Linked DNA regions of Homo sapiens: region 1 is linked to region 2. The links are chromatin loops, found by intact Hi-C in ENCODE. Cell type or tissue: heart left ventricle. All regions are shown on one strand. Each heading gives the region's core, and the rest is flanking DNA. Links, peaks and the distances in the headings are about the cores only. Region 1 holds the start of LINC02500 (long intergenic non-protein coding RNA 2500). Region 2 has its middle 64 kb from the start of LINC02500.

The links. A loop is a pair of places that touch in the nucleus more often than their neighbours do. Peaks named below come from ENCODE experiments on the same cell type or tissue, not always from the same donor. Only the 100,000 strongest peaks of a DNase experiment are listed, where the experiment ranks them.
Region 1: a loop joins it to region 2, with 7 times the contacts of the local background. A loop is called at or near these places in 1 of 110 quality-filtered maps.

What each region holds. Positions count from the first base shown.
Region 1 is chr4:181,256,498-181,272,209 of GRCh38, reverse strand. It overlaps LINC02500 (long intergenic non-protein coding RNA 2500), which reads left to right and starts at 7,181. Exons shown (of 2, transcript NR_149139.1): 1 at 7,181-7,265; 2 at 10,642-11,194. RefSeq lists an enhancer at 13,153-13,686. In heart left ventricle, for the core only: no CTCF peak of the experiment used is centred there; no DNase peak of the experiment used is centred there; H3K4me3 peaks cover 1,926 bases; H3K27ac peaks cover 1,031 bases.
Region 2 is chr4:181,320,948-181,336,659 of GRCh38, reverse strand. No RefSeq gene overlaps it. Among named protein-coding and RNA genes, the nearest start is that of LINC02500, 64 kb to the right of the region's middle. In heart left ventricle, for the core only: no CTCF peak of the experiment used is centred there; no DNase peak of the experiment used is centred there; H3K27ac peaks cover 1,129 bases.

The DNA of each region.
Region 1 (15,712 bases), core at 6,078-8,577, 66 kb after region 2:
GGAGACAACTATTTATTTAGCTTTCAGAACATGCTTGTTGGGAAGAATCCATATGTTTACTAAATCTGACATTCCTCTAAATATCTATGACTCACAGGTTGGAAATAACAGGCTTATAAAAGACAATTTTGAAAATCAGACACATCTGGGTTTCAAATCTCTCTCACACACACACACACATATACACATACAAACACAAACAAGTATATATTACCTTGGGCAAGTCACTTAACTCTTTCAAACTAGTTTGCTCATTTTTAATAGCATTTCAGGGCAATTAAACAACATAACTTAGGTAAAACATGTACCACTCTGCTTGGCACATTGTAGCTACTCAATATCTCTTAGTTCCTACCCTTTCTCTTGCGAATATTTGAAATTTTAAAATTCCCAATGTATATATGAAAGCTGGGGTTAACTCAAAATATAATTTAGAGAACAAATATTCACTCCACAGAAAGGTTCACAGTAGGATTACTTCACACTACAAACTGTGCAAATGTATTTCATGTATTGCCCAATCTGCCAATTTCTCACATCTGATCACAACCCTTTTTGTGAACAGGGACAAGTGCCTCTAGATAACCTAGGAAACGAATACTTTGCATCTGATAGAATGCGTCTAGTTGGACGTATGATTTAAAACACGCTGATGCTTACTAAAGATCTGAAAGGAGAAATGGGCTTTGCAAATATGAGGTCAATACTCTACTAATCTGTTGGGGTCATTATAAGATTTTTCTGTTGGTTTATGAGGTGAGTATATATTGAAAATATCCAGTCGTGCAGTTGCACAAAACTGTCCTGCTAGTCTTAATTGCCGCTTCATCTCCCCGCTTTCTAATGTGGTGGAAGATATTTTTCAAGCAGCAGCATGTGGCTCAGCAGCAGACACCACAGGCACTTACGCTGGGAGTTTTGAAGCTTCCTGTATATGAGGATGCTGCTGCTGGGCTAGATTGTCCAGGCAACTGTAAATGCTGAGATTTTTACCTTCTATTCTTCTGTTCTTCCTGAATACTTCATCTCTGGGGGCAGTTTCTTTTTCTCTCTCTCTTTCTTCCCATAGAGCGCACTTGGGGATTGTCTACCATAATAAATGAGCGGTCTTTCAAATGAATGGTTTATCCACTTTGATCCTGGTATGTCCAATTTTAATGCTTTATGCTCTATAACAGTGGGGGAAAATGTCAGAAAGCAATTTCTAAAGAATTTGTATACTATTTACCTAGTAGGACAATAAAATCAAAAAAAGTTTCTCCCGTGTATGAATAGGAAAGAAACCAATCTACAACATCTTCATTTGACTCATTTTATAGTTTTGGTTTTGAGTGTACCTTTATTTGGTAGCTCTTTGAGAATCTCATATGTAGCCGTTAGAAAGCCAGCCATTTACTGATCAGTTACTTGGTGGCAAGCACTGTGCCAACCTCTGTTTATGCATTTAATTTTCACAGAAATGCCTAGGATGAAGTAGTCACTTTTATTCCCATTTTACAGATAAAGAAATTAAAGCTTAGCAAAGTTAAATGAGCTGCCTAAGGTCACTCAGTAAGGAGTAAGTCAGGGTTTGAACCCAGAGCTATGCACCCACATTATTTCTTGATTTTAACTGTTTTAGAAGTTTTTGATAGTAAATGCATGGTTTAGAAAAGGTTTGGGGATGGTATAATAAAGATTATTTTCTATAGTATAGCATTTGTTTGAGAATAGTTAAGACTGAATCCCGAGTCAGGAAATAAAAATGTATAGCATTAAATTGGTCAACATATATTCTCTTGATTTTCTTAGTTCAATAACAAAATTTCATTTCTTCAAGTAGAATGCTAAGGTATAGAAACAGGAAAGACAAAAGATTCTATGCATACATACATAAAAGTCTAATTTCAGGAGGGAATGTGTTAGGTTATATTTGAATAATACACATTTGAAATACAAAACAATTCAAAGTTTTCTTTAAAGGAGAAGAATAATATTTTCCATCTGAGTAAAAAATAAATAAGTCAATTAATTAATTAATTAATGTAAGGAACAAGTCACCCATGTCTTTGACCTTTTATGCAGTATTTCACCCCAGAATGTAATGGAAACACCAATATCATCTTAACTATCGTAGCACCAGCAGGCCTTTATGCAATATAAACTTTCTTTCTCCTTTTTTAATTCTCTTCCAAATTGAACCTAGGAAGGCAGAGATGGGTCCTTGATAAGGTTCCTTGAACTGCTGATTGCAGAAAAATCAGGCGAGATTTTCAAATTGACAATTTTTAGATTGACAATTTCATTCCATGGCTCCTTCTGCGTTTCTCTGCTCCGATTTTAATTATCACTTAGAATAAGTGTACTGGATATATACTTATCAACTGCTCATTTCCCCTGTGGACCACACTGTGGGTTACAAAATACAATTTCCATTTTGTCTGCTGATGGCCTAAATAAGGTGCATACAAAACAACAAGGATGGGCTTCTTAATTTAGCAGGGTAAAATGTTCATATAACAGTGGCCCTGGGGGCTAGATTCAAGAAGAAAGAGAAATAGATTCTACCTCAGTGGAGCTGAACAATTTCCAAAAGATTTAGCACACAAAAAACTGGGCCAACCCACACTATGAACAATTAGAAAAATTCTAACAATAATGTAATTTTTTAATATTCTTTAATACAGGGCTCCATGGCATACATGTAATTATATCTTATATGATATTTTAAGCAAAACTATCATAGGCACAAAAAGCGTTAAAGAAATATTAAGGATTCGAATAGCATGGCCAAGAAGGTATTAAAATATTTTGAACTATAAAATATAACATATATATAAAACGCATCATTTTATTTAATTCACAACATTAGCACCCTCAGTGTGTAAGTATAATCAATACTGTGATCAATATATTAATGTAAAAATATATGAAAATTAAAATTGTGAATAATTTCCTTCTATTTTTAAAAATGAATTTTCTCACTAGTGAACTATTTCTCAATCTAATTTCCTCTGAATACATGGCCTTTTTCCAATAACATGCAATATATATTATAAACCATAATTCTTATCATAATCATCACTGCAACAAGTATCAGCCAAATTTAGTGAGTTATCATTATCAGCTAAGTCCTAGGGATCCAGAAAGTTATACGATATGGTCAGGTTTTGGCAAATTAATGGGATAATGACTGTATATGGAAAAGATTTAAAAAGTCATACAAAACAATGGAAAAAGCATGGTGGTTATGGAATATCATAAGGGTTCATGAAGAAATTGGAACTTGAGGTGGACATTGAATTCTTAGGAATTCACAAACCTATGTAAGAATGCGGGGATACTTCACTCATATACTTTATGCAGTACAGCAAGAACAAAGACAGAATTTGCTTAAGCCCTTTGACTCCAAACAGTTTTGAGTAATAGGTGAAGAATTAAACATTTAATAAAGGGTTATGACTATTGACCTAAGTATGGTATTGGTACTTTATGTTGGAGGTAGTGAAGGATCACTGAAGGCTTTTGTGCAGAGGGAATGATACTTACAAGCTTTACATTTGGGAAATCCATTTATTAGAAGCCTGACATTACAGAGGAAGCTATAGAGAATAGCTAGGACAAAGAAAACTATGTCTTAAATGTAACGTTTTCGTTGTATGTGCTTGGCATTTTCTTATCCATACATGTTACATTTTCTTGTTTCTACACTTATGATCACATCAAAATGTGACTTGTCTATACTTGTGGAAACCAAGATAAATGACAATTTAACAGAAGAATGCAAGAGATATTCCAAAGACACCACATATCATCTAAAGAGAAGTAGACCTTAAGTATACTTCAGAGGACAGAGAAGATTTGATTATGTTGGGAGAGTGTCAGAGGAGAGAAGGCTTGTTGGGTCTGTACAGGTGTTCATGTCCCTATTTCTGTATCATGAAGGTTAAAAAGAAGTAACGAACAACTTATGTAGTTTAAATTGGACTTAAATGCATTGATTTTGTGCTGTTCTTGTCTATGTATCTTCCCAATTAGACACAAATCAATTTGCACTCTGAACGGTGTTTTGCAGTACCTGGGGTGTGGTTGGTAAAAAAACACTTTGACTACAATATATTGTTGACAAAAGAGGCATCTGCACTGACAAGGAAGAAATGATTGTATTATCTCAGTTGTACCTGAGATGTTTCTATATATCAATGAACACATGAAAATTATTTATGTCTACTACAACCCCACTATTATGGAACCATTCACTCTAAATAGACTTACTATTTATTGCATTTGATAGTACTGAGAGAGGCAACAACATAATTTATAGTGTAATATCAGTATATAAATAGCAACATAATTTATAGCGCAAGTAATATCAGTATAATCTCCAGCCTGACCAAAACCTAGTAACTTAGGTTTACAGCAATAAACACAATTGGATAAATTAAAGCCAATTCAGGTGTTCTGTATTATTTTCCCTTACATTTAAGAAGTATATGTATTTAAATTTCATTCTATGTGTTATTATTTTAAAAACTCATAATCAATGAAATAATTATATCTATTCACACAGAACTGAATTTCCTTAGGCTTTTGAAAATCTAATTTGACCACTTAAAACATCTCATTCATTCATTCATTCATTCACATATCCACTCCCCAAATATTTATTATTCAACGAATAAACACTGGTCACCTTGATGAACAGTGAGAAGTAAATAAATTTTTCATGGAACTTATATTTTAATAAGGAAAGACAGATAATCAATAAATGTATAGGATGTATAAGTCAATACATGAGATGCCTAATGGTAATAAAATATGTAAAAATAATAAAGCAAGATAAAGGGCATAGAAAGTGCTGGGGCTGTCATGAAGGGCTTGTAAGGCATGGTTTATTTTACAGAGAGTAGTTAGGAAAGGCCTCATTGATAAAATACCATTTGGGTAAAAAAGAAAAACTCTGAAGGAAGTAGTGACTCACACAGGAATAAAACTTTACTTCCCATATCTTTATATTAAAAATTTTCCTCGTATATTAGAAAATACTCCTTATCCCAAAATGAACACCATAACGATTTGTGACTAAATTTTCCAAAGTGTCTATTTGTAGGCTAACATGTCTTCTTGGTGTTCTGTCTGCCAAGATACTTAAGTGATCTTATACTTCAGCTTAATGAACACTTAAGTTCTTACCCTACATAAGACTCTTTTTGTCTGCCCAATAACCATTTCTCCAACAACTCTTAGAAGCATTTTACCTTTCCTTTGGGAGTTGAGCATTCCTCATTCTGAAATGTGACCCAGGTCTGGTCAATCAGGGTGGCCAACTTCTTCCAGCTCCAGAAACTGACTCAGAAAATGCTTATGATACAAGAGAGGTCAATCAGAATCTCTAAGTGTCAGCCCAGATGTTGTGGGTGAAACTATGGAAATATGTACTCCTTTTTGCCAGATTTCCTTATCATTAGATATGTACTTAGGATGTAAGCCTGAAGTTTCTGAAGTTCAACTTGTCAGTAAGAGAAAAGACAGTGTCAGAAAAAAAGCCAAAGGAGAGGAAAGCAGATTCGAGAACTGTACGGGAATCCCTGACAGTATTGTTTCAACAGCTAGATCCAACTAGGCCTGAAGCTGCTACCCATAGACTCTATGAGATCCAACAAATTACCATAGTTCCACTAACTATTAGGATCACCTTTATTATACTCACAAGTAGAAGCCTCATAACTAACACAAAGAACCAGCTACCTCAATTCTACTTACTCTACAGTTTTTAAAAGAAAGAAAAAAAGATATATGACAGTAAGAATGGCTGTTTCACTATCCTCTCATCAGCCTGCTTTTTATGCATTTCTTTGTGATGATGATCATTTGGTTACTTTTGAGTAGCAAAATATAGTTTTTATTTCAGCTCAATAAATATTTTATGTGCACTTAAATGTATAAGAAACTTACCTTGCACTGGGAACATACAAAAATGAAACAAGACAAGTTTCTCATTCTGAACACACGGTATTGAGCTTGCATGACTCACAGTGTGCAAATTGTATAGCCAAAATAAAAAAAAATACTATATAAATCCTATGAGTACTATTTCCCCCATTAGATATTAAAAACACTGAAGCCATGAATTGTATTGTTTTTCCCTAAGTTTCATCTCTAACACTTGTGTCTAGATTATTAATATTTGTAGAATACAACACATATTTTTCTTTGAGGCCTATCAGTCTGGAAGTGTCTTCTCGGGACAACTGTTAAAACAATGTGCAATTGCGACCGTGGTTACCTCTCATTCAATTAGTAACTTTATCTGCTAATAAATGATTTTTCATTCATATCTGGAAGACCTTGAAATCCTCCTAAACAATACATTTATAATGATGCAGTGATGGTTTTGAGATAAAGTATTCTGCAACAATGTCTTTTAGGAAAAAAAAAAGATTCTTATGAGAAAAATAGAGAAACAAAATATAAGTCAATATACTAAGATTAAGAACATAGATATGTATTTTCTCTTCCTTCCCACATCTCATTCTTTCTGTAATAAAATGATCTCAGCACTCGCACTGCCTTCTGATTACAGCAAGATTGCAAGACTTCTGCAGCTTTCCTACTGCAGAGCTATTTCTAATACCACACTGATCCTGAAATGTTTGCCATCTCCTTAAAGCACCTGCTGTAACTCCCGGCCATACTCTTCTCCCCACTTTAAAAACTAGATCTAACCCAACCATCAGGCTAAAAGTAGGAAATACAACAGTTTGAAGAAATGCAAAAATTTATCTTGTATTCTATTAAACGGCAGGCACTGCTGAAATAAGTTATGCCTAGGCACTTGGGTTCGGGTAAATCAAGTAACATGATATATTTTTTACGAAGGGGCTGTTTTAGCAAACTGGGCAGACCTACTGCTCTGATTTCTCATGCATTGTTTTACTCTCATTAAAATGTTTTTGGTTATACGTCATTATCTTTTACTTATCCACTAATGGTCTACAGACACACAAATATCAGGCAGGTGAAGTCTTCCCCCATCCCCCTCCCCCAATCCCGCTGCACCACTGCAGGCCTGGGTAGTAGCAAACACACCGATCTGCGCCCTGTCACTGGTTTAGGAAGCTGAGCCCCAGCCGCTGAGCCGTTTTCTACCGGCTGAAGCACGCATGCTTCCTTTGCTTCCTTTGCTTCTGCAAGGGAACAATGAGCAAGTGCATGTGTGGGAACCCTCCTGCCTGCTGGGCGCTCAGCTAGGAGTCCCAGAATACCAGACACCATTATATTCAAATGTAAGTACCAAAAGTCATTTTGACTTGAATATAAATTATTCTAGCTGCCATGTTGGATCACCGGCACTACTGCTCCTCTTCATTAGCAGTGATAATTGAGCAATGACTTTCTAGGTGCTTAAATCACAGTATGATTAATGGTGTATGTACCTATCTTGCTTGCAAGCTCCCTATTTGAAGGAGATTTTTCTTTTACATTTAATTATCTTCATCATCTTCAAACACGAAACACTCAAAGCACTGTGCTTATAAAACCTGGAGACCAACATTTTTAAAGCGTCTCTTGACCGGTCCATCACTTTGCCACTGGTGTTTTCAAGGTACCTTACAAGACTTATTTAATAAGAAACAAGAATGAATGCTACTGAATGAGACAGAAGAAATGCAAATTGCTGCTATTTCATTCCTTAAATTGCATACCACTTATATTCTTCTCACCTATCTTAATGTTGGTTTATAGGGTTCCTTTATTAGGATATGAGATTTAGAGTGTAGAGTTTGTGATTATTTTTCTAAGTTATTTTCGGGCGCTACCATTAAGATGAGAAGCCAAAATAATCAGCTAGAGATTGAGCTGAATTAGGAAGAGATAGTTGCTTTTTTCCCCCTTTAAATCCCTTCCTGTGTATGTCTAACAGTGCAGTTCTACCCAGAACACTCCCAGCATCTGGCCTATCTTGCATTCAATTCACCCAAAAGTTATAAAATGTATAATTAACGATGTGGCCCTATATATAGCACACTGACACCTTCACTAACTTAAATCTATAGCTTATAGGTGAAAGTAAATAGAATAAGTTATAGGTATTATTAGCATATGAGACCAGTCTGAAGAAAAACATACAAAAAGTAAAATGTCACACTTCCTTTTCTCTCGTATTTTATATTTTGAGAATTTTAAAAATTGCTAAGTGCAGTAACACTTAGAAGAAGCCACATCTGATGGGACGGTTCTTTTTTATGCTTCTTAAAAGAAAAAGAGCCTTTGTTAATGTGCTTTCCTTATTACTCTAATTTTCTGTTGGCAGATCCCTGCTCTCAGACCCCTGTAGACCTACTGGTTCTGGAAAAAAGCTTTCTTCTTCGGTCCCCTGAGTAGGCTAGTGACAACTGAAAACATGCAGGTAAAACTAACACAGAATGGTCGTTTCAGAGCCAATTTTTTGTGGTGGCAAAGATGTGCCAGCAGGTTTGCTCATGCTGCTGGGTCCAGGGAACCTTTTTGACAGAGTCCCCACCCCCTCTTGCCTAAATCAGTAGAAATGATTTGGAAATCCTTTTGGGGAATTATTTCATTTTCATTTTGCTTTGCTTCCCCTTATTCTTCTGAAAGCAGCATTTACATGCTCCCTGCTCAAATTTATAAGAGCAAAACAAAACTTACATAACTCAGAAAGTCAGTAAATTCTTATTTCGTTGGCAAAACGAATCACCTGTTTCCTTGACTCAGTTCAGACCAAAATTAAAAGCACTCAGACATCCTAATAAATACCAGAGCAATGGGCATTTACAAAATCATTGAATGGAAAAGACAGAAAGAATGGTTAAAAAAAATTGTAACCTGCAATAGGACCATCCTTAAATATATTAATAGTATTAAAGATTTATTTTGTTATTCAGTCTTCTACAATGTCCCTGTGAGGTTGAGTGCCTCCCCATTTTATGGTTGAAGAAACCAAGACTCGGAGATGATAAATAATTTACTCCAGTTATATTGCTGGTAAGAGAAAGAGCCAGAATTCATACTAAGGTCTGAGTTAAGTCCAGGTTTTCTACATGTGATATCGATAGTATATTTAAAACAACTAGCATGATGAATATTTTGTACCTAGCTAGAGTATTTCTAGCTGCTAGAGATTGGGAGAAACTCATATCTATGTATTATGAAACTTCACATTCAAACCTATAATTTAAAGAAAAATATCGTCATGTTACTAGGATAAAATTTCACTTTTTCTCTTCATGGTAATTTAATTTTAACTAGTAGTTATCAGCCATAATACCCTGTTTAGTTTTAACTAAAATAAGAAATCAAGAAAGTAAAGAGAATTTGAAGCTTAGAATAAAAAACCCAAATGTTACCACTTATAAATTAAACACAAACACAAAAGAATGTGATAAAATCGGGACAACATCTAACAGTAGGAATAGTTGGTTGACTACGCTTTTACTCCTATCTAAATTGATGTCATATAGGTGGTCCCAAACACAGATAAGGGCTCCCCCAGTTTGGATAAGAAGTCTGATTATGCTGTGCATCCCTGGATAGTCCTGCCAGACACGAGGATATGCACAAATGCCCATCAGAAGCAAGACTATTTTACATCATTGCACACACACTCACACGCACACTCATACACGCACACTCACAAAGACATCCAAACAAAACATGCCACTAGCGCATGAAGTGAGGCATTTGATGGTGTGGACAAGAAGCCAAACTTTTCCACTTACTAGCAGTGTGACTTCCATCACTCCATCTCCTCCGTGAGCCTGGTCCATAAATTCAGCACCTCATAGCACCAATCTCACACACATGGATGGTCATCAGGGGCTCAAGGAACGTGAAGCTCATGGAACATTCTATAATCATAAACACTCTTCAAATACAATGATTGTTGTCATGGCTGTTACTTATTTCTGAAACTCCTGCTATGATACTGCTCCTGAAACAGCTGGCTACCAGGAAGAACACCTGTCATCCCTAATCCACTGGTCCAGAACACTTTCCTCCATACAGAGCAGGTTTTCATGATTGGATGATTACCCTGCATGGCTGGCAACAAACTCAATTACTGTATTTTGAGAAATCAGCCATAAATTGGAGGTTTCTTATATGCAAAGTGCATAATGAGATGAAAGCCTACTTGAAACTCATCAGAGGCGCAACAATACTCTGACTTTTAATAAAGGCTAAACCAGGGCAGGTGGAAGGGGGAACATTTAGATAAACATATTTTAGGGTAGACAAATGGAAAAAGTAAAACAGCACTATTTTAATAATTATAATTACAGGATGATTCTTTTATCAGATTTTGGAATGAGCTGGTTTCCTTTAGAAACAACCAACAACAACTCTGATTTCTTTTAATGTTTTCTCTTTTTCTAAAAAATAGCCTTTTTCTCTGTCTTGAAGAGAGGTCATAAATCCTGAGTTCTATCCAAGAGAAGCCTGAGCTTCAAGCTTTTTCACCAACACAGTGTATTAAAATGCTTTAAATTAAGGAACTCTTGTATTTAATCTACAAACCTATAGATTAAATACAAAAGAGTTCGATCCATTTCCCACCTCCCAATGCCATACAGCAATGGTTACTTTTTAAACTGCTCAAAAAAGATTCTGAGATCTTAATTTTTTGTTTTTTTCCTTGAGCAGACCACAAAAGATGTGAGAATTCAAACTGAGCCATAGCTCCATCTCCTGGAAGTGTATATCAGCAGCAACAAGAGTAAAGACCCAGAGGCATGAGAAACACTTCCTCACTGAAGCACTCACGTTCCGACTGTGTGCAAAAGACCTTTTGTGTCTCACTCACTGAGGGAGATTGTTCTTCACTCAATCAATGAGAAGAACAGACGTCTTAGAAAACCTTCAGTACCTGGGGGAAATGAATGAGCTCAAACACAAGGGAAAGTCAGCCCGTGTTCAAGATAAGCCCATCTCAGGAAGGCAGGCACCATGCTCCTGAGACTACTTTACCCCCAGATAAGAAAGCCCTTATTGATAAGCCAAAATCACAGATTATTTTATTAAGCTCATATTTTAAAAGAATGCAAAGCTTCCTTTAATGTTACTTTCCATTATAAATGTAAAATTACAGTTTGCACATAATATCTGGATTCTGGTTAACTATTTTCCATACTGTATTTTGCAATTGCATATCTGCATTTCTATTTTTATATTAAAAAATAAATAGGGTTATGCAAATAATATTTCTAATTGTGCATATTTATGTATTTATATTAAGTTTTAGTATGTCTGCTTGCTCACATAATTTATCTTCTCTTTATGTATAATTTCATTTACTTACAATAACTAATTATTAGGGAAACAAATAAAATCTTTGAGAAATTACCAGAGGTTAATTCATAAGTGCTTTATCTTGCTTCACAGATAATCATATACTTTATTTCTAAACTTTGAAATGTTATTGTCCATATTGTTTCTTCGTACTTACAAAAGTAAGAAATTGGATTGTAATGTTTCCAATTTATGTTGTCATGCTTTCCTCTCTTTAATATAACTTGAGTTTATGTAAAGTTTGAGCGGTTCAAGTTATTTCCAAAAATATAATAGGAGCCCCACCCTTCTCAGTTCTTTCACACTAACACTTTTATTGACACATTTGGAATGGGGAAGGATGTAAGCCACACTAGTCAATTTGGATCAGCTGTTTATTTACAATTTACTCCAAAGATTTAAGTAAGCAAAGTCAGTGAGCAATTGAAATTGTTTTCCTACTCTCTTTTATTCTTTTTTTTTTTAAAAAAAAAAAAAAACAACAGCCATTTGAATGAATTTTTTTACTCTCCTGATGTTTCTCTCTGTTTCCACACTGAGCGCCTGATAGAAGCTGGACACCTGCTTGCCTTCAGGCTATTCCATGTTCTTTAAAACTGTGCTGAATAGAGATTGAGTTCAGCTTCCTATATCTATAATCAGTGTCTGATTTGGAAACAGAAAAAAAGCTTTATATAACTATTAATAGTGGGTGAACTGGAGCCAGCACTTTGATATTAATAAAATAAACACAATACATAATAAAGCACAAAATCCAATTTATTCAATGTAATTGAGAATATGGCCCCCTGGCAAGATGAATATTGTGAGAAAACTAAAAATCAGTATATACTACTTGATTTTCAAGGAATTAAATATGTGTAGACTACACTTAACATTCAAATTAGCTTGACTCTGATGTAATATCACGTTGATGCTTCAGAAAGAATATTTAGGGCCTCAGGATCATTATAATGAACACCAGTGTCATGGTAGAACTACTAAAGGACTAGAAGATAGACGCTATTACACTAATTTTGTCCTGAAATCAGGACATATTCCTTTAAAAATATTTCTGGATATCTGTTTCTGTGCTTATTATGTGTCTCTTTTTCATAAAAGTTAAGTGGAGAAGATATGTGTATAAATCCTATTTCTTTGGGGCTACATAGAGTTTGGATAAAATGGGGATAGGCTTCATAGCGAAAGTTTACACCTGAAGTCTCCCCATCTCGTGTATGGCTTTGCTTGATTAACATACTTTGCTCAATGGCCATAAAGGAGCACGCATTTTAGGTTAGAGTTTTCTGTTGGCTTTTGATGATTGGCTTGCAGCCAAAGCACTTATCCTGCTATTCAGGATATATTGTAGAAAACCATATAACTGCACCTAAGAGTCTTTAATTGCTAATTGTTCCTAATAACTGTTTAGGATATAATGCAAACAACAATACATGATGTCAGTTTGAATTTCAAGGTTGTTATTCAATCCCAAGTTTCTGCTGTGTTATGATCTCTTCCTGTGGTTAATGATGTCTGGAAAACCCTCTGTGGAATAACAACCCTGGCTTGGGTAAGGGGCAAAGTCTGCGTTAAAAGAATAACAATAGAAAATAGAGGTTTGAGTAATAGCTACTGTGAGTTGGAATGCAATAACAAGCATTGTACAAAATGAAATAAATGGCCACTTTTGTGCTTCCAATTATAATACACATCTCTGTAACTATTCAGAGATTAACTGTGCTGCGGATTAGCTATAGAATTTGGAATTATCTTCTACATTGTCATGTGCATCCAAAGTGTCCTGTTATGCTCCGGGAATCAGGGAATCACTTTCTCCAGGTCTTATTCTTAAAGGACTGAGACAAGCTTTCATTATTTCTGAGGATGCTCATTGATCTCCCTTCTACTCATAGTGGCTCAACCCAGAACATGGAAGCCTTCTTATAATAGGCAATGGCAAAAATGTGATGGGGCCAAGCTCTGGCTAGCTAATAACTCTTCAAGTACTTCTCCCTCTGTTCTGCCTGCAATTTCAGTAAGATTTCTAGCACTTGGAGTTTAAATGTCCTCTAGCCCTTTAGAAGCTGGCATCTAATTGCTTCTTCACGTTGCCAAATGACTGAGTGTTTTCTCTATTGACATGGTTCCTGCCAGACTTTGGAATACACAGTAAGCAGGATAAGAGAGACAAGAGAAGCATAAAACTCGCTCAGAGGAGGATTAGAGCACAGCTGGGAGTCAGAGAGTCAGTAGAAGGGGCAGGAAAACAAAAGCCAAGAAAGAAAAATGAAAAACTGTAGATTGCACAAAAGAAAAGGGAAGCAAGACCAGAGTGGATTGCTGGTAGAGAGATACAAGGCCTGCTGTGTCTGAGAAATATTTAATGGAAGCATCTCTATATGTGGGTGTGCTATTGTGTATGTTGATACATGCAAAACAATGTCCCTTCCTTACCTACCTCCTTTAATCACAAAAAAGCCCAATGTAGTATTTGGTTCATCATTCCCATTCCACATTATTCCTTATTATCTAATTTTGGTAGATTGCAAAATGGCTACAGTCCTTCACTTTTCCTTGTTTCCATGCCTTTTGCTCTGGAATTTAGAAGCTCCTGCCATTAACAAACAGATTCTACTTTCCTTCCCCTCGAATCTGAGTGGCCTATTGACTTTCTTTGGCCCATACCCATAGAAAGTGGAGGAAGTGATATTGTGCCTTTATTTCATGCTCCTACTGGCTTTCTTGGAGTTCTACCCAGCTGCCCTATGAACAAGCCCAGCCAACCTGCTGGAGGAAGAGAGACCATGTGGAACTGAGAAGAGTTCTCCTAGTAGACGTGATCCTAGGCTAGTCAGCTCTCAACTGGCCTGACTGCCGACTGAAGATGCTTGAATCAATTCAAATGTAACCAGAACTGCCCACCTGAGCCCTGCCCAAATTCCTGAAAAAGAGACTTACAGGTTAAATGAACGTTAATCCTATTAAGTTTTGGGATGATTTATTATGCATAAAAGGCTAACTTCAGCAATAGCCAAGTTATGTCTCTTGAATAGGTAAACAACTTTTGTGTGGTAATAAGTATATTGTTAAATCCATATTTGAAATTTGTTTTTTTCTTACAATTGTCTTATATCAATCTCCAAAGAACCTTACCTAAACAGCCGGATGTATTAATCATATTTGCGGTTCAAGATAAAAGAGTTTGAAAGGAATCAATCTGTAATTCTTGCTTTTTTCCCAAAACTTTCATTAAGACTATGTCTATTGCACAACATAAAGCCAATTATGCATTTATTTTTTCGATATAGAGAACCATTTTATAAAATATAAGGCCTTTTGGTCTCGACTCCTAGCAGGTACTCTTAAGACTTGGATTTTAGGAGAATGTACACTTGGGGAAAAGAAATACCAGTATTGATTTTAACCCTAGTGAGTTTCTACCCAACCCATTCATAAAAGAACCAAAACTTCTGAAAGATGGTTTTAGATGGTTAATCTACTATCACAGCAAACAGATCTATCTTCATCTCATCTATGTTCTTCATGGCACCTGAATAATTTAAGGATACAATAACTACTTTAAAAATTATTAGGTCAACCAACACCAGGCAGTCAAGCAATTTATTCATCATTGGGAAGCCTCTTGACCCCAATGGCTCTGACAATATACAGAGATGGTAATGACATTACCTAATTCTGTCACGCGCAATTAATCTAGATTTTTTCTCCATGATTAAAATGGAAATTACTCGCAACTTAGAATTGCTGTTGAATAAAGGGTTACAAATTCCACCTGAGTTACAGAAATTATACCATATGCTTATGAGCAGTAACTTGGTAGAGTTTCTTCTGTTAAAATAATGTAGAAAAACTGGTCTTGGACACAGCAAAGACTAATATTAAATGGATGAAATCGCAGTAAATTGTAAAGGTCTCTGTTTCAATCAGGATCTAGGTGGGAAATAGATGCACACTCATATTGAGTAATGGAAGAGAGTAAAGGCACAACTTTCAAAGGTGTGGGTGGCAGCTTCATCGAGGTACTCTGGGACTAGTAGTAGTAGGGAGCATTATTGAACCCTGAGGCCTGAAGAGGTAAAGAGGGGGAACAGTTTCTGAACCCCAAAAGAGCTGTTTTGAGAGGGCCACCTACAAGGAACTGTGGTGTCCTCAACCAGCCACCATGAAGTGACCTGGATGACCTGTCAGGAGGGAACCAGATACCCTGGCTTTATTCCCTTCCCATCCTTCATCTGTCAGTGCCTCTCATTAGCTAAACCCAATGAAAGCCTAAGGAAAATGATATCCGTCAATTACTATACATTCAGGCCCTGCAGCCACCTAAGACACAGAGCAGAGTGGAGAAGGGTGGGGAAAGGTGAGTAATGGTTCAGAGGCTTGGATGGAAGTGACCAGTTCATTTACAAAGAATGAGAGTTAAAAT
Region 2 (15,712 bases), core at 4,657-7,156:
ACTCCTGGCCTCAAGCGATCCTCCTACCTCGAGCTCCCAAAGTGCTGGGATTACAGGTGTGAGCCACTGCACCTGACTCTGAAAAGGCCAATTTTTAATCTAAAATTATGGGATGAAAGGGATGACAATAATCAGGCCCACTTGCTAACAACATTCTGGTTGCTGGGAGGTCTCTAGCTCATTTCCCTGGGAAGAGCAGGGATCACTTTTTTCCTACACTCTTACTGTAGCAACTCTGATTATCTTGAGGGGGCAACTAGTGAGGAAGTGCTTATCAACTTGCAGGAGGAGAATTCCTCTTAGAGTTAACTCTCTAATCTTTTAACTTGATATAAATATCAAATGTTGCTTAAGGACCAAACAAATAGTTTGTACAGTGAGTGATCAACTTATCTTATTTCTCCAAAGAGTGATAAAGATATAAATTATGTTAAGAAAAGCAGGCATAAATTCATAGACAAATGAGCAGTTGTTGACTGATGTTTTTCTTTTTCTTTGAAACAGAGTCTTGCTCTGTCACCCAGGCTGGAGTGCAGTGGTGCAATCTTGGCTCACTGCAACCTCTGCCTTTCGGGTTCAAGCAATTGCCCTGCCTCAGCCTCCCCAGTAGCTGGGACTACAGGCGCACGCCACCATGCCTGGCTAATTTGTTTTGTATTTTAATGGAGATGGGGTTTCACCATGTTGGCTAGGATGGTCTCAGTCTCCTGACCTCGTGAGCCGCCCACCTTGGCCTCCCAAAGTGCTGGGATTAAAGGCGTGAGCCACTGCACCTGGCCGACTGACATCTTAAAGTTCTGATTTTACATCTTCTCTTACTAAACATTCCTTGGAAGCATGCATACCAGGTATTTAGAAATTGTGGCTCAATGGCTATAGTATCTAAGTTGCTATTTATTACTTAACCTATGCTATGCGATAATTGAAAGAGGTAACTCTGTTGTAGATAGAAATATACTTAAAAATCAAACAAAACATGATCCGTGTATTATTTTTTGAAAAGCAATACCTGAACAATTAATTATCTCAAAAGAAGTCATAAGATTTTTCTGGATCGTTCATGCAAGGTCCTCATTTATACACATAATCATCTAGATATGTTTGTAGCATTCTAATAAACAAGCTAGACAGTACTAATTTTTATAAAATAATCATTTACAAATAATCATATCTTCAGCTAATGTTGACCACAATTTTGTTATTGATTATAATGTAAAATGAAAAGAGGTTACGCATTTTACGGGGCAAAAAAAAAAAAAAACAGGAAGAAGTATTCCTTTCTTCCAAGTGCTTGACTCTTTTTATAGTATCCCAAATTATAATCAACCTTCTTTCATGCCTGCGGTGATTAGAAAATTTTGCTTGTCATCCTGGATCAAAGTAAGTCCATCAAGAACTTCATCAACGTTTATTGTGTTTCTAAAATGTGCCAGTTTCCTGCTGGATGCTGGGGTACCCAAGGTCAAAAGATACTCTTATTCAGCTCCTGGGTTGGAGGCATATGGTAATAAACAACTCAAATACGATAAAGGCTATAAAACAGGAGAGTATAGAACCATATGCTCCAAATGGACACATGACTTCTGCTTGTAGAGAGAGGAAGAGAGGAGGGTCCCGTGAATGCCAAATGTACATTCACCCGAAAAGAGGAAAAAGGCTTTTCCAAGTCTACAAAGCAGTTGAGGTCATAATTAGGAAATTAGAATTAGCTAATATAGCTAAGACTATTGGTAAGGTACCTCAATGATCAGATAAGACAAAATGGAAATCTCAGTCAGAAGCAGGCTCTAACAGTAAAGAGATGGAATGATAGACATGCATAACAAAGTGGAAATTAAGAAGACAAAATGAGGGAGACAGGGAAACGTAAGGTTAGCCGAGGAGATGGCATTCCCATTCTGTGCATTCAACTTCCATCTTTAGAAATGTTTATGTTGAATTCCAAACTATAAACTGATGTTAGCCTAAGAGCAACAGAAGTATAAGTAAAATTAAAAACTCACTCAAATCACTTTCACCACAATAAATATAACTGTTTTTTTTCTCATGATGGTTTACAGTCCTTGGTCATATATACACAATTTTTGGATGAATACATGGAAATATAGAAGCAATTAATATTTTACTTTTCTAGGTAACAATATGAAGGTCACATATTAATCTTATGCCTGTCACATATTTCTGGAAATATTTTTCAAATCCATGGATTCATACATACACAATAAAGGTTTTAAAGAATTTTAAAAGTTACCTAATGTTTAAGTAGATTTGCCAAAATTTACCTTCCTGTTGAGTTTGTCTAAGTTATAGGCAATATTTTATTATCATAAACAATCTGGCAATAAACTTGTTTATGCATTTTCCCATTTGAATTATTTCCTTTTGATTCACTTGTGGAAGAAAATTAATATGTCAAAGTATGTAAACATTTTAATAGCCATCAATAAATATTTTGTATTTTTCTATAAACCATGCATGTTTAAATAACTCTCTCCCAACTAGTCTCTACACTATTTGAGGCTAGGGACTATGCTTTTACATTAACGGGCCAGAACCTAGTACATTGCTTGGTACCTGACACAGATACCCAATAATACTAAACAATCATGGCGGACTAACAGTTTCCACCAACTATCCATTCTTTCCCCTTTTAAGGGCATGATTTGTATTTTAACTGATGTAGCAAAAACGCATCTTGAGGATGACTTCTTTTAGCCTCCCATGAAAACTATGCATAGATACTGGTAGATGTGAAGTTAAATCCTGGCCAATTAGTATTATGCAGGATTTTCAGGGACTCTCCCTAAAGGAAGATGGCCAGGTTGGCATATTTCCCTGTTGAACTTCCTAGAATTATCTTTCCTGCTGCATGGACAATAGAGGTGGTAGCTAGAGCTCCAGTAGCCATCTTATACAATGAGGTAATTCTGAGGATAGAATTCGAGTACTAGGATAATGAAGCAAAAATGAGACGGTGCTTAGATACCTAGCTACAGTTACCGCACCTTCCCTTGAATTACTGCCTCAGGACTTATTCTATATGAGAGAGGAATAAACATTTATCTTACTTACATTCATTTTATTTCTGAGATTGGTTTCTAAACAGCTGAACTAAACAGCTAATGATAAAATAATTTTGAATGAACTAAATAACTGGTTAAAAATGTTAAGTAAAAATGAAATACAGCATTTTACCTCAACTTTGAGTATACACTTTTTTTAATTTTAGAACTTATTCATTTTATAAATTAGAAATGTCAACTCATATTTTAAAATTCACATTCATTTTATTAGTAGGAATGTTTATTTTAGTACTGTATGTAATATGTTGTGAAGTAACCATTCATCTCTTGCAAACTTATTTTTTTTAATCTTAGAACTTTGTCACGAGTTTATATGAACTCTTCATATGATATGAATGTACTGTGAAAAGTAAACCATGATACCACATCAATTTCTTCTCATCTGTTTTTATGTATATTTGAGAAATCTATTGTTTTTGTGACATTTTATATTTGTATATTTCCTTCTAATTTTTTGTAATTCTTCAGAGAAGATGTATTCATCACCCCTACAGAGAACTGGCAAATATTCACATTTATTTACACTTGCTTCCATAAGATTCATTTTGAAATTTGAATCCACCTGAAATTGAATTTTGTAAATTGTTTCTCTGAATTGAATTTTTTTCATTTGATTTTGAAGTGTCTTTGTATATTAAATAGAGCAAATAACCAGATCTTGAATCCTGGGTCTTACTAATAAATTTCTTAACTTGAATATATTTGAATTCCTCATCTGCAATATTGGGAAACGTTGGGATTACACATGTAAAGTATTGTGCCTAGCTCATACTCTTTAGTTTCATACAGTCTATTACCTACAAACTGAGGATTTTAGTGCATTCATGAAAAATAAGTTGGAATCAGTTATATTAGCTAAATGTTACTTCAATTTGTTGTTTCTGGATTGTTTCTAAAATTTCAAATAAGACTGGATTTCAAAACTTACATCTTTAATTTGTACTTTTCTGAGGTGCATGTCATTTAATTTTTTGGTTTTCAAATTAAGTTATATGTTCTTTATTTTTATGGAGTGAAGCAGGTTTCACTACATTCACTGTGGTACAAGAATGGAACAAATAACTGCATAGCTAATTCTCTTTCTACTAGATAAGTTTTCCCACTGTTTTCTAAAATTTTTAGACGTGATTTATGCCTATTCCCAGGAAAGTGGCAAGGTTGGCTGGACTCTGAATTTAGTGGAAACATTTAACTGAAGAAAGCTTCTTAGAGGTAAAACATTCATTTTTTCTTTGCATTTAGTTCCCAAATGGAGACAAATAGCTTAAAAGCAATATTAACCTCAATGTGCTTCGGCTATTTATCCTCATAAGGAAGGGCCTGAAAACAAGAAAACAAAGCCCATAAAAATGGTTTTATTTAATCACACAAGTATATCTCACCAAAAATCTTTAGTTATTTCCTTAGGGCTTCATTCTAAGCTCTGTAACTCATGCACAAATTCTATGGATGTCAGTGGGAACTGTGCATGTGGAACTCTGGGCCAAATTTGGTTGTCATGGATGAAATTAGTCAAAGAGGGCATTCGATCAATTTCTTAAAACATAAAGTACTCTCATTCTGTAATCCTTTCCCATCTTTCCAAATTTATTGACCTAATCCAGTAATAATTATTGAATCTCCGTAATATACATCAAACCACAATTTCATGCATGCATCATAGAGTCGCTGGCCTTAGAACATTTACCTTTCCACATAAATGTTAATAATCTTGCAGCAATATTTCATCCTAGCAAGAAGAGAGTTTTGTGGCATACCTTGTGACAAGGTCAATTTCACTTAAGGAAAAATGCTAACATTTTAAAAGTCAGCCATTAAATTGAGGTTATTATTGCATTTTCCTTATCTTGTTACAGGAAAGTAATCTCATTTCACTAGTGCCCTAGTTATTTAAGTAGGTTTACAAATATTTATTCAAAGTCGAGATGTGTAAATGAAAAATTTTTATCATCTTCTAGGTTCCAAAGAAATTGTGTTTAAGAAAATTTGCCTTTAAAAATGTTTATTTAGATATTTTTAGCATGTAAATTTTTCCCTGTAAGACAAAATCTTCTTCAAATAGCATGCAACTTGTTAGAATAAATACTGCTTCCCTTAGGGGCTAACCCAAGCTCTCTCTTTAGTGAGTAAACTGAAAGTTAAATTTCTTCTGTAACTTGAGCTGCAGATTGCAAATATCCACAGAAACTGCCCTTGCAGCCTCTGAAGGGAGACTCTTAGTGACTCTTTCACTTTGCCTGAAGTCATTTGCTGTCCTTTTCCTCAAGTGCAGTGCAAGAGGCATCCACAGACACCGTGGGAGATTCAATTATCCTCAAATTATAGTGAGCCATAACAATCTTTTGGAGACTTTTAAAAATGAGGATTCCCAGGCTTTGCCCTGCATCACTTTTAGTTATCTGGTCTGGTGTGGATGCTGCATTTTTACTGAGCCTTCCAGGTGGTTTGGGATGCTGTTCATTTACAGATCACATCCATGAACACTGGGATCAAGAAAGTGAAAGCTGAGTTGGCAAAAGGAAGAGTGTGGTGTGAATTACAAGGTCAAGACTGCTGTGTGCCAAGCATGGTTTGCATCAACTTGACAAATGCAGAAAAAGTTTACTGTTAAGGGAGGCTGCTAACAACACCTGGCATCTAGAAGGCTCTCAATGATTGGGAATTAAACCAAATGCTACTTTTCATCAACACTGACGTGTTTGCCAATATTACCACTCTGATATTAATAGTATCTGTGACGCTACTCATAGCAGTGCTATTTATGACCATTCTGGATGGAACTGTGTCCCCTCCAATTTCCTTTGTTGAAGTTCTAACCCCCAGAACCTAAGAACGTAACCATACTTGGCAATAGTGTATTTAATGAGGTGATAAAGTTAAAATGAGGTCATTAAGGCCTGGACCCTAATCGAACATGACCCCCCTCCTCATAAAGTTTATGCATTTTATAAACTATAAAGTTTAGAAAGAATTTTCTGAGAGTGAAAAGGTAAGCTATTAATAATTATGTCAGGACATACTAGGCTAACAGGCATGTATGAAGACTGTCCTGGCAAAATGGGAACTATATTCACCCTAACTATAAGGCATATGGTTGTACTGTAAATACACACCTGGATTCCACCTCTTGGTGTTTGGCCGGAGGAAAGAGAGCCCCTCTGAAGATAAAATAAGGTAAAATAACAAAGTCTTCATACTTCCTCACTTCAAAAACATAGTAGTTCATAATTATTATATTATTTTGCTGATCATAACTTTAATTAATATAAAAATACACTTGGGGAACTTCCAGTAATGGCAGAGAGTAAAGTGGTGAGGCAAACCCTTTCACATATCACACTAGGAAATTTGGATAACATTTCAACTGCGATTGAAGGGTCCTGGAAAGCATGCCGAAGTGGATGGATTGTTGAAAAACTGCAACAGGAAGAGGTAAGAATTGAGACTTTAAACTGTTCTTGCCAAAGCACACTTCCAATCCCCAGGATTATTGGGTAGAAAACCACATACAGGCTTACTCTCTTGGCTTGAGATCATGGCAAAGAGAGTTCAGGAATGGAAAAGTAGCTGAAAAGTATCTAAAGCCAGGCTGAAGTCAATGAAGCTTTTCTCCCCCTTGAAAAGCTGTTACGGAAAGGGTAAGGATTGTGAGTTTCTAGTTTTCTTGACCAAGCTTGCTTCCTAAATGTAGGCTTTCTTATTTGGTTACAGATGACAGAGAGAATGTAGTGTTGGAAAAGAAGTTGGAAGTTTAAGAGGGAGATTCTAGAAGTGTGAGAAAAAAAAAGAACAGATCCCTAAACCTGAATTATAAACTCTGCCCAAACTCCAGGCAGCCCCCTAAATGCCATGTTTGCAGGGAAGACCTGGGGGGCTTGGTGAGGGTTGCAGGAGGCAGATTGACACCAGAGAGACATTTTTCTCTGAAATACTTTGTTTCACTGGGAGAAATTTTGTGAGTTTGCTGCTTTTTAAATGAAAGGCATTCCCTAATCCGTGCACAGCTCAGGTGGCAGAAAACCAGGTTTCTTGGACTGAGGTGTCAGAAGACAGAGTTGGAAGTTGGAGAAGTGGAAACTTAGGAGGATTTTCCAAACGCAAGGAATCCACTGAGAGTGTGAATCACAAAATTTGAAGGTAAACTGCCCAAATGCTTGAATGATCACCAAACTCTACAAGTACAAGCACAGGGAAGATTCACAGGGGACCAGACTGAATAAAGAAGCACAGTTTGAAATTTGAGTCCAGAGAAGTTAACTGCCTGTTTAGAACTAAACAATTAAACAAGCATCCTTTATTGGTATGGTGAATATAGAGCCAATACTGAAACACACACGAAGAAATGGGGGTGGCCAGCGTGTGCCCATGAGTACAGCCCAGGATAAGATGACTTGTCCTCCCTGTCTTGCAACTAAAAGCATTGGCTCTGGATCAAAATGCCTGCTTCACAATTGACTAGCTGTTTGAACTTTCGGAAACTGCTTAACTTCTGTGCTCTGCTTTTTCATCTCTAAAATGGCAATAATAACAGTGCTTCCTGTTTTGGGCACTTATGGCGATTAAATGAATTAATACACATCAGGCACTTTTAAACAAAGTGCATCATGTTAGCTATTATGACAATCACAGTATTGTTGAGGAGGACAATAATACAATCCTTCCTCCAACACTTACATGCAATCCCAGGGTTAAGGAGGGGTAGTTGTAGGGAGAGATCTTGAATTTATTAAAAACATTCTGAATTGGCTTTGATTATGTTAAGTTGCAAAGTAACAGAATAGCCGCACAAAATGTAGTGACATGGAAAAAAATCATATTTATCCTTGTACAGCTGTATTAGTTTGTTCTCATGATTCTAATAAAGACATACCCAAGATGGTGTAATTTATAAAGGAAAGACTTTTAATTGACTCACAGCTCCACAGGGCTGGGGAGGCCTCAGAAAACTTACAGTCATGGCAGAACGGGAAGCAAACATGTCCTTCTTCACATCATGGCAGGAAGGAGATGAATGAGTGCCCAGAGAACGGGGAAGCCCCTTGTAAAACCATCAGATCTCCTGAGAACACCCTCACTATGAGAATAGGATGGCGGAAACCACCTCCGTGATTCAATTTTCTCTACCTGGTCCTTCCCATGACGTGTGGGGATCGTGGGAACTACAATTCAAGATGAGATTTGGGTGGGGACACAGCCAAACCATATAAACAGCTGAACTAGATTTGTGCCTCCTGCTTAGACACCCACATATACGCATACTTGCGTACACACTCATGTGTGCTGTTAGCTCACACAGGGTATATTGGATATCTTGCTTTTTTGGTCTATTTTATAAGTAGTTTAATTGTAATTCTGGCTTTTCTTAATCCAAAAATTCAGGAAGGATTTTAAAATCTCTAACTTTTAAGGCTTTTTCTTTTCTTTTTATAAAAATAAATTTCTAATATTACTGAATTCTGGTCAGGGAACGCAGTTTACAAAACACATGAAAATAGTTTCAAATCCACTTAGTTATTGTAGGGTTAAACTTCTCATATAATTTTTTAATTTTTTCTTCCAGGTTCACTCATGCACTCAAATTTTTGCTGCTACTTCCTGTGGATATCTTGCCTCTTAAACATAGGGATAAAGTGATGAATAAAACTCAATTTCTCTTCTTAAAGCTCTCACAGGGCACTAGAGATAAAGACAGAAAACTTTTAAAGTAGAAATCATAGCAACATTAGATTTAGGCAGAAGGGTACAGTAATAACATTAAATGCAGAGTCATCAGTTGAAGAATTGGAAAGGTGGATATATCAGGGCTTCCTAAAAGAAGTGTTATTTAAGCAGCATCTTAAAGAATGGTAAGTCATTTTCTAACAGAGTGGAGAAAGGAATTCTAGGAACAATGAAGAATATGTATAAGGTTACAGTAGCATAAAAGAATAAGGCAAATTCAGTGAATTGGAAGTCATTCCAAATTTTAAGCATAGCGGAAGTAAGAAGATAAGATCTGATGGGAAGACAAGCTTGAGATTGTATTTTGATTTAGTTCATGTGCAGTGAGAGCTTGAAATAAGGCTCTAAGGTGAACATTGAGGAAAAGGAATAGAGTTTCAGCACACCTGCAAGAGTACTGGGGGACTGGTTTGCAGTGCCAGGGGAAGGCATACAGTGTGGGAGTGGATGCGAAGCCTTGGGAAAGGTCAGATATTCAGAGGATCCGAGGCTTCATCCGATTTCTGGTCTAGGTTGATCATTTCTTTGTTAATAGAGATGACGTTTTTTATGAAAGCGTATAAGCTGAGAAGGAGAAGGATAAGTCGGTTCCTGTACACACGGACTTCACACTTCCTGTGGGATAGCTCCGTGGTGCTGTCAGGTGGGAGACTGGGAATACGACTTTAGAATTCCAAGTTTGAATTCTGGGCTGGTAACTTGTGCTTGGAAAAGACTGAAATTCTGCCAGTGCATTTATGTACAGTGAGATGATCGGAGTCAGAGAGCAAAAGACAGAGGCTAGGAGGCTGACTTATTTAAGGGATGGTCAAAGAAGAGGGATTTGGTAAACATAACTGTACAAGTTAGGGTTCCCCAGAGAAACAGATCCAACAGGCTGTATATACACAGACACATACTTTCATGTGTCCCTTAACGATAGGGATACATTTTGAGAAATAAGTCCTTAGGTGATTTTGTCGTGGGAGCATCTCAGAATGTAGTTACATGAACCTAGATGGTATAGCCTACTATACACCTAGGCTATATGGTAGGCTCTATTGCTCCTAGGCTAAAAGCCTGTATAGCATGTGACTCTACTGAATCCTATAGGCAATTGTAGCACAATAGTAAGTGCTTGTGTATCTAAATATAGAAAAGATACAGTAAAAATACAGCATAAAATATAACAAATTTTACAGTACCTTTATAGGCATTTACCCTTAATGGAGTTGCAGGACTGGAAGCTGCTCTGGCTGAGTTAGCGAGTGAGTGGTCAATGAATTCGGTGAATGGCCTAGGGCATTACTGTATATTACTGTAGACTTTAGAAACACTGTACACTTAGGCTACACTGAATCTATAACAAAAATTTTGTTTCTTCAATAATAAATTAATCTTAACTTACTGTAACTTTTTTACTTTATACACTTTATTTTTTAAAATTTTTTGACTTTTTGACACAACGCATTGTATGGCTGTACAAAAAATAATTTTTATTCTTTTCTTTTCCTTTTTTTTTTTTGTTTGAGACTGAGGTCTCGCTCTGTCACTGAGGTTAGAGTACAATGGCACAATCACAGCTCACTGCAGCCTTAAATTCCTGGGCTCAAGGGATCTTCCTGCCTCAGTCTCCCAAGTAGCTGGGACTACTCTCTGTGTGCACCACCACATTCAGATACTTAAACAATTTTATTTTGTAGAGACAGGATCTCATTACGTTGCCCAGGCTGGTCTTGAACTCCTGGCCTCACACAATCCTCCTACCTTAGCCTCCCAAACTTTTGGGATTATAAGCGCGAGCCACTGTGCCCAGCCCTATTTCTGTATATACTTATTCTATAAGTTTTTTTATTATTAAAATTTTTTACATTTTTTTTACTTTTAAAATTTCTTTGTTAAAAATGAAGACACAAACACACACATTAGCCTAGTCCTAGACAGGGCCACGATCATCAATACCACTCTCTTCCACCTCCACATCTTGTCCCTCTAGAAGGTTTTCAGAGCAACAAGAAGCATGGAGCTGTCATCTCCTCGGGTACCAATGCCGCCTTCTAGATACCTCCCAAAGGGCCTACCTGAGGCTGGTTTACAGTTTACTATGTTTTTAATAAGCAGAAAGAGTATACTCTAAAATAACCATAAAAAGTAAAGTATAGTAAATACGTAAACCAGTAACATAGTCCATTATTATCATGATCAAGTATTACTTAGTGTACATAATTGTATGTGGTATACTTCTATATGACTGGCAGTGAAGTAGGTTTGTTTATAGAAGCATCACCACAAACATGTAAGGAGTGTGTTGCCCTACCCTGTTAAGATGCTTACGACATCACTAGGCAATAGGAGCTTCTCAGCTTTATTATCATTTTATGGGACCACTAACATCTATGTAGTCTGTCATTGACTAAAAAATCATGATGTGGCACATAACTGTATATATACATGTATCTATACATGCATACAGACACACACACACACACACACACACACAGAGAGAGAGAGAGAGAGAGAGAGGGGTTTACTTTAAGGAATTAGATCATGTGATTTTTGAAGGCTGGCTAGTCCAAAATCTACAGAGTAGTCTAGCTGCAGACCCAGAGAAGAGTTGCTTTTGGAGTCCAAATGCAGTCTCCTGGAAGAATTCTCTTCCCCTCGGGAGAGATGAGGCCTTTTTCGACTAGGGGTTTTAACTGATTGGATGAGGCCCACCCACATTATTGTCAGTAATTTGCTTTTGCATTATTTTTTAGAAAAACCTTCTTAGAAACATCTAGAAGCATGTTTCAGCAAACACCGAGTACTATGGCCCAACCAAGTTGATGCATAAAATTAACTATAACAAAAACTGAGGACAATTCAATAATGAAGACAGAGAAATAGGTAGAGAGAGATTTCGCGAAGCAAAGAGAGGAAAGGATTTCAAGAAAAAAACCAAGCCGCCCAGAAGATTTTATGTAGGATGTGAACTGAAAATATGCTACTGGACAAAGCAATAGGAAGTCATCCTGGGGAAATAACTTTTTGGCTTCACAGAAGCTAAAAGGAAAGACACCGAGAAGCTAATAGGAGGAGAGAAATTTGGAGACACTGTATGCTAATTACACACACTAGAAACTTAGCTTGTGAATAGAAGAAAAGTGACACAGTGATGGCCAAAGGGCGAATAGGGTGATGAGGATCTGCTTTCTGCTATGAGACTTGGAAGGAAATAAAATAAACCTGCTAAGATTAACACCTTGGCTGATGATAGTAAAAGTGACTACAGCTCAACAAGTTAACACTCTAGGTGTAATTGCAATTTAATAGGGATTCATAGAAACACGATACTCTCATCCTGAAGATTGATTCTCTAATAGCAAAATTTCAGTGGAAATTGCAGGGGCAGGGGATATTTGGAACACCTATTGATCTCCTGTCAATAGAACAAAGCCACACAGTTAGCTGCCACATCTGCAAGGCAGGTGGGGTGAGAGATGGCCATAAAGCATACATGAGACTTTAAAAATTTTTTTTTACCATTTCTTAAATTATTTTTCGATACTGGTTAATGCTGCATTCTGTAAAAATACATATTTTAATATTCATAAGCAAATTCTTCTTTTATTAAAAATAATATGCTCATTTGTTTTGCATCTTCTTATATCCAACCTTTTCAGAAGGTCAACACAAGGTGGAGGGGAGAAGATAGGAATAAAAAGCTTTAACGACTGGGAAAAAAACATTGTCACAGGCAAGATCAAGACTTAGCTTTTAATATTCAGGCCAGACTTTCTTTTACAAGATCCATTCCAGTCTAAGATAAAAAATATATACACCATGGATACACAATACCCACAAAAGTCTATCTCTTTCTTATGATGGCCAATTATTCTGATTTATGTCATAAAATAAATCATACGATCTATACATTGTTTAAAATTTCTTTGAAAGCCTTAACACTACTAAAAGGGGGAAAACCCTATAGTTTGAGACCCAGATCTTCATGCCATAAATAAATGCAAAGTATAAAATGTCTTCCATCCTATGATCTCATAAAGAATATAATACATTTTTGGTCATTGCCATAGAATATAAACTTTGAAATGCTGGAAAAAGCACATCTAATTTGAAGCAGGGAAGTAATCTCACTTGTTCCACTTGAGTTGGGCAACCAGGTGCTTTGCAGCATTTAAAGAACCTCCATTCAGTATAATGGGTTGGGGTCACTTCATCTAATGTATCTCATTATATTGAGGGAATATAATTATATCAGTGGCTTGTTTTCGACTTAAGAATGGGAACTTTCAATGTATTAAGGAAAGTAGTATCAGTTTATTTTCAGTATCTGATGCAATATCAGTTCATGGGATTTTATTTTTTGAAAGATTTGGATTTGGAAGAGAGTTAAAAATAAGACCCAATATCAAATAATTTATTACCCAAATCTTCTGATTTAGACATTTGAGCAGAAACGTGGGTTCTAGTGTTTTAGATTTCCTAGCCTCTTCTGGGGCCTGGAGTGACTAAGAGCAGTTTATCTCTGGTATGGGTTATTGAGGTCAATGGTCAAGGCCTAACTTGGCCTTTTCTAATAGGTAGGGTAGCTGTAAAGAACATTAATAGCTGTATAAACAGGAAGGACTTTGCATGTGAGGTTTCATTTCTTCTTTACAACAGTCCCATGCACTGGGTACATCTAAGTTGGGACTGTGTGAGGTTATTGCTTTGTAGGTCGGAAGTTGTAGAATATTGGCAATTTATGTAGTTCAGATTAAAAGTATTCTCACCTTAACAAAGAAACTGGGACTCACAAGAGTTAAATAATTTCCTCAAGATCAGATCACTAGCATCGTGCCCAATAACATAACAAACTGGATGGTTTTTTCACTGTGCCATTCACTTTCTTAGGAAAATTAGCTTCCAAATATTAGGAGATCCAAATGTCTCAAAATCTGCAGATACACATTATTTCTATTCTGTGCTTAAAAGTAGCTCAATCAAGTACGTCAAAGGGACACAAGAGCCTCCTGAAAGAGCCCCTAAGGCCCAAAGTTAGAACAACTTGAGCAACAAAATAAATAAGGTAGCATTGGATTACAACCCAAAGTATAAAATATGTGTCCATTAGTACAAACTGGTCTTAATAAATGATTGAATAAATAATAAATGGGGGAAATTGACAAATCTCCTGTGTAGAATGGCAAGTAATTTATGTAGTTAGTCTGCCCCTCAAGGAGGTGGAGAATAACGCCCCACTCCTTAAGTGAGGGCTGTGCATAGAGATTTTCTTTAACTTTGCGGTGGAAAAGCCTGACAAACGCTACCTGAAGTCAGATGATCAAGGTTAACGTCAATGGTGATAAGTCATGCTGATAGTATATACCCTTGATATGATGTGATGAGAGCGGCACTTTATCTCTGTGATCTTCTTCACACAAACTCATAACCCCAGTCTAATCATGAGGAAAACATCAGACAAATCCCTCCTGAAGGACATTCTGCAAAATACCTGACTGATACTCTTCAAAGCTGTGAAGGTCATCAAAACAAGGAAAGTCTGAGAAACTCAGAGCCAAGAGGCGCCTGAGGAGACCTGACAACTAGCTGTCATGCGTGGTATCGTGGATGGGCAGGATGCCCAAGATCTTACATTATTTTTAACTACAGTCCATACTTTATTCAGACTTTTCTGGGTTTTAACCTAATGCCTTGGGACAGAAACAGGGCATTAGATTAAAAACCAGAAAAGTCTGAATGAATTGGGCATTAATGTGACCAATGAACCACGCTAATGAAAAATGCCAATAATAGGGGAAACTCGGTATGGGGTCTATGGGAATTTTCTGTATTATCTTTGCAACTTTTCTATAAATCTAAGTGTATTCAAAAAATTTAAAATATTATTTGAAAAGTAAAAAGCAGCCAATCATTAGAGCATAATCGCTTAGTACATACATTCAAATACATCACGATCATAAAAATATATAGAATTTGATATATGTTTCCTGTTATGGAAAGACAGTGTGCTTATATATTTTTAATAGCAATCAAAAACAATTATTTTAAGGATTCAAGCAAAATGAGAAAAGGTCATTCTGAATACAATATGTTTTAAGCATGTATATTTGTTATAGAACTTAGGTTTGACAACTCAGAGTGATATGAATTTTTTAAAAATCACTGGTAAATGTTACTGATATATGCAGGCATTTCAAAAGAACATAAAGATTGATTAAACCATTAGCAATATACAAGTGCTTTATTATATCATAAAGTAAAATATTGAGCATAAATAAAAATATATTCATAACATGAATTCCTCAGAGAATTCTTTCCTAGTTCTATGCTTACTCTCCTTATCTATCTACAGGTTGTTCAGAGGAAATGGAGATACAATACCGAGAGTAAAAAGATATTCTCTTCATAGTGATGTGGAAAAGTGCTGGGCTATTAACCGAGTCAAAATTATTACATATTATTTAAAGAATTAGACTATTTTCTACTTAAATTTAAATTAGCCATTTAAAAAATTAAAATAATGCAAAAGTTGAAATAGTGCAAAAACTGAAATAATGCTACAGTGCTCTGTCTACAAGCATTTATAAAGACCTCAACTTCTTTGTTTTTAGATAATGGTATTCAAAGTTTATTTGCTCACTGTGATAAATTCTAATGCCCTCACAGTCCAGCACAGGAATAAAAAAGAGTCTAGTCCCATGGTTATTTTTTCACGGTTTCTGTTTCCTACACTGTATGTGAAATGCTTTTCAGATTGTTTAATGAATTTAGACTTAGAAAAGAAACTGAATATTTTCAACAACTCCACAAGGTACACTTAAGAACACAAGATATCTTCAGAAACCTCCAAAATAATCAGAATGGCCAGTAAGACTTCCTGAAAATGCAGATGAAGCTTGATTATGTATAAAACTCTTTGATAT